Linked DNA regions of Homo sapiens: region 2 is linked to region 1. A link is an interaction called in ENCODE POLR2A ChIA-PET data of the cell type or tissue named here. Cell type or tissue: MCF 10A. All regions are shown on one strand.

Region 1 (2,500 bases):
GTTTGCATTAACACCAGCTGACGATAGTCAAACATTTAATGAAACATAAAGTATAATATAAGCTTCTGCTTTTCTCTTTTTTTCTCTTTATTAAGATGTAACTGGCAAATACAAGTTGTGTGTATTTAAGGCATACAACATGATGTTTTAATATGCATATATACTGTGAAATGATTACCACAATCAAGCTAATTAATATATCCATCAACTCAAATCCAACAACACAACATTGTATATGTTTGTGTGTTGAGAACATTTAAGATCTACTCTTTTAGCACACTTCAAGTATTATTGTTAACTATAGTCACCGTGCTATATAGATCTCCAGGATTTATTCATCCTGCATAACTGAAATTTTGTACCCTTTGAGCCACATCTCTCATTCTCCACCCCTGCTCCCCACCACCAGACCCTGGCAATCACCATTGTACTCTCTGCTTCTATGAATTCAACTTTTAAAAATTCCACATTTAAGTGAGATTGTGCAGTATTTGTCTTTCTGTGCCTGGCTTATTTCACTTAGCATAATTTCCTCTAGGATCATCCATGTTGCCACAAATGATAGCATTTTTTTTCCTTTTTAAAGTCCACTGTGTGTGTATACCACATAATCTTTATCCATTCATTTGTTGATGGACACTTTATTCCATACCTTGGCTATTGTGAATAATGCTACAATGAACATAGGAGTGCAAATACCTCTTCAAGTTACTAATTTTTTTTTTGGATATATATACAGTAGTGGAGTTGCTGGACATACAGTAGTTATATTTTTTATTTTTGTATGAACCTTTATACTGTTTTCCATAATGGCTATCCAAATTGACATTTCCACCAACAGTGTACAAGGGTTACCTTTTCTTGACATCCTCCCTGACACTTATTATCTATTGTATTTTTGATAATAACTATTTTATCAGCTGTGAGATAATCTTATTGTGGTTTCGCTTTGCATTTCCCTGAGGATTAGTGATGTTGAGCATTTTTTCTTATAACTACTGATCATTTGTATGTCTTCTATTCAGGTCCTTTGCCCATTTTTAAATCAGGTTATTTGTTTTGTTGCTATTGACTTGTTTCAGTTCTTTATATATTTTGCATAAAACCCCTTATCAGATAAATGGTTTGAAAGTATTTCCTCCTATTATGTAGATTATCTTTTCACTGTGTTGATTGTTTCCTTTACTGTGCAATAGTTTTCTAGTGTGATGCAATCCCACTTGTCTATTTTGCTTTTGTTGGCTGAACTTTAGGAGTTATATCCAAAATATAATTTCCCACACCAATGTCAAGAAGCTTTTTCTCTATGTTTTCCTCCAGTAGTTTTACAGCTTCAGGCCTTATGTTTAAGTCTCTAATCCATTTTGAGTTGATTTTTGTGTATTGTGGTAGACAAGGGTCCAATTTTATTTTTCTGCGTGTGGATATTTATTTTTCCTTGTAGCATTTATTAAAAGGACTATCTGTTACTCATTGTATTTCTTAGTACCTTTATGGAAGGCCAATAAACCATAAATACCTGGATTTATTTCAAAGCTTTCTATTTTGTTCCATTGGTCTATAATGTCAGTGTTTATGCCAGTACCATGCTGTTTTTATTAAAGTAGCTTTCTGATATATTTTGAGATCAGGTATTATGACACCTCTAGCTTTGTTTATTCTGCTCAAGGTTGCTGGTTATTTGGTGCTTTGTGGTTCCATATGATTTTAAATTTTTTTTTCTTATTTCTGTAAAAGATGGCATTGGAATTTTGTTAGAGATTGCATTGACTCTGTATGTTGCTTTGAGTAGTGTGGGCATTTAAACAATATTAGTTCTTTGAATCCATGCATACAGTAAGTCTTTTCATGTATTTGTGTCTTCTTTCATTTTAAAATCAATTTTTTGTTTTCAGTTTTCAGGTCTTCTACCATATTGACTAAATTCATTCTTCAGTATTTTTTTAGGCTAAGTAGAATTGTTTTCTTAATTTGCTTTTTGATAGTTCGTTGTTAGTATATAGAAACTTAACTAATTAATGTAGATGGATTTTGTATCTTACAACTTTACTGAATTTATTAATTCTAACGGGTTTTTTTTTGGTAGTGTCTTTAGTGTTTTTTTTTTAATATACATAATGTATCTGCAAACAGACAACATTGCATCTCTTCCTTTCTGATTCGGATGCCAATTTATTTTTCTTGGCTAATTGCTGTGGCTAGGAGTTCCAGAATTATATTAAATATAAATGGTGAGAGTCAGCATTCTTCTTTGCTAATCTGGGAAGAAAAGCTTTCAGCTTTTCACCACTGAGTATGATGTTAGCTATGGCTTATTGTATATGGCCTTCATTGTGTGAGCTACATTCTTTCTATATCTGATTTGTTGAAATGTTTACCATTAAATGATGTTGTATATTGTCAAATGCTTTTTCTGGATCTATGGAGATGATCACGTAATTTTATCCTTCATTCTGTTAATGTGATATATCACATTTATTGATTTGCATGTTTTGAGCCA
Region 2 (2,500 bases), 150 kb before region 1:
TGAATGACCTGCCCCTTGGAATTATTTGATAGTTTCATTTCATTGGCTCAAGGATTGAGAACTATATCTGTATTGGAATGAAAAGAGTCAATGAAAAAGTGTATTTTTCTCTAATCAAATTAGTGACAAAGCATCTATGTATCTGCAGAGTTATAACTTTCTGTTTTTGTTTCCTCTTGCCTTTCTCCAATTGACTTTCTCCCATTGACTTTCTCCCAATATTAAGCAGTACATTCTATATCCAAAAAGTACATAGCAAAAATTCCAGTAAAACATATCAAACAAGGTAAGGCATTTTAAAATCATTCCCCTTAATCTCGTCAACAGATACTCTATGACACCCCGCTGTCTAGCTTCCCCCCACTAGTTTTCTAGAAATTTTTGATAGAAAAGATAGCAGGACTTGTGCCGTAAATAAATGATTAAAAAAAAAAAAAAAAGAAAACCCACCAGCATTATGAAACTGCACAAACACAGGAAATCTAAACATCTCAGGAAGGTGTTTTAATATCATTAACCCATTAAACTCCTTAGCTTACCTGGGAAGTATGTAACACCTATGATCTCACCACTTTATAAATGAGGAACTGGGGCCTAAGATCACGAGTGACTCAGTGGTATAGCCAAGAAAAGCCTGTTTCATGTATTAGTTTTTTTCCTCCCTCTTATTCTGTTACCAGGTACTTAAACCTGCATATGCACATAGAATTCATGTGCATAAATTCCTCCTGCATTAAAGAAGGATAGAGAAGTTGTTTGTCATAGTAGGAAGTGCCCTGGATAGGATTCAGATCTAAAAATCTGATTCTTTGCCAGCCACAGTGGCTCACACCTGTAATCCCAGCACTTTGGGAGGCTGAGGTGGGCAGATCACAGGAAGGCAAGAGTTCGAGACCAGCTTGGCCAACATGGCGAAACCCTGCCTCTCCTAAAAATACAAAAATTAGCCAGGTGTGGTGGTGCATGTCTGTAATCCCAGCTAATTGGGAGACTGAGTCAGCAAAATCACTTGAATCAGGGAAGCAGAGGTTGCAATGAGCTGAGATCCTGCCACTGCACTCCAGCCTGGGTGACAGAGTAAGATTCTGTCAAATAAATAAATATATAAATAAAATAAATTTCTGATTCTTTTGCTGTCCCTACCAGCTAGAAAGCCTTGAGCTGGTACCATCTTTTCTAAATTGGGGTTGACATGAGGAACAATCAAGATAAAAGATGTAAAGAATCTCCCTCCCCACACGGATGGAAACACATATATTATAGATATTTGCGGCAGACCCAGAATGCATAATCCACACCAAATCTTCTCTCAGCTAACAACATAGACTCTCTTCCCAAAGGCCTTGGCCATTCAGAGCCACCTGCCTTTTCACACATGACTGAAAAGACAGGTTTAACAGAGCTATAGATAGCATGGCCCAAAGACTGAAGAGAAAGCCTGTGCCACTCACCCACATGGGGTCACTCAGGTCCGAGTCCTGCATGCGGATACAGTCCATGCTAATCTCAATCTTGTTTGTCGCACCATCTTCTGATGGTTCATCCACAAAGTTCAAGTCAATGGGCTGAACTGAACATATAGGCCTAACACATAGGAAAGAAAAAAGTGAGTTAGGCATGGAAAGGGACTAAAATATACTCATGCTGTTGTTAACAACAAGCATTTTCTGCTTCAAAGTCAGCAAGGCTCATTGGTTTCTTGGAGTTAGAAACTCTAGGTTTGAGTCCTGGCTCAATCACTTATCAAATGTGTAATTTCAAGCAGTTCAAATCCAACCCCCACTTGTTAAATGAGGATCATGACCTCTGCCCTCCTCAGATAATTACTGGGTAGGATGCAGGAAATAACGGATGTATCTGTGATAGAGTATTTTATACTCGATTCCTAAGGGTCTCCAGTGTGCTGAAATTCTCTTTTCACCTTTTCTTAATTTACTCACTTATCCAAACCTGTTTTAATAAAGAAATAATAATACGTTTCACAGCAAGGTATAAATAAACAACAAAATTTAGTGTTTTATCTTCTCAGTGAGTACCTGCATTATAAAAGTAGATAAGTCTTCAAGCCAAAGGAATGGATTCTGAGTATCAGAGAAACATTGGGGAAGTGAATTTGGTGCAGGAGGCCTTAGGCCCTCCAAAATTACATCACCTTGGATTAGCAAGGATCTTTTGGTGTTAGAAATGGAAAAAAATCACCACTGAATTTGAACAAAGAGATGGCATTGGAGTCATTAACTTTTCCTAAATAACTTCTACTGATTCTAGAAAAAACATGCCCTAGTAAGCAATATTTTGACCACCCACATTTACCTATTTAGCTCAAGCAAAACATTTCTTGCTTGTTTTATACTTACTGTTCCAGAAAATCCCAGATATGCTGGAAAACCTCTGGACTGAGGAATTCATTTGTCTGTGTGCTCTGGGACATGGTGGATCGGTAATAACTTTCTTTCCAAGAGAAATGAGCTGGGGTTTCTACGAAACTTAAAAGGACAAA

Evidence for each region. ChIA-PET counts read pairs that join two places held together with the same protein. Peaks named below come from ENCODE experiments on the same cell type or tissue, not always from the same donor. Only the 100,000 strongest peaks of a DNase experiment are listed, where the experiment ranks them.
Region 2: POLR2A ChIA-PET joins it to region 1 with 5 read pairs; 2 of 35 experiments call an interaction of 5 or more read pairs at or near these places.

The regions. Positions count from the first base shown.
Region 1 is chr3:189,592,473-189,594,972 of GRCh38, reverse strand. No RefSeq gene overlaps it. Among named protein-coding and RNA genes, the nearest start is that of TP63, 38 kb to the left of the region's middle. In MCF 10A, no CTCF peak of the experiment used is centred here; a DNase peak (open chromatin) is centred at 1,222.
Region 2 is chr3:189,737,726-189,740,225 of GRCh38, reverse strand. TP63 (tumor protein p63) reads right to left here. Exons shown (of 14, transcript NM_003722.5): 2 at 2,358-2,486; 3 at 1,452-1,584. Among named protein-coding and RNA genes, the nearest start is that of MIR944, 91 kb to the left of the region's middle. In MCF 10A, no CTCF peak of the experiment used is centred here; no DNase peak of the experiment used is centred here.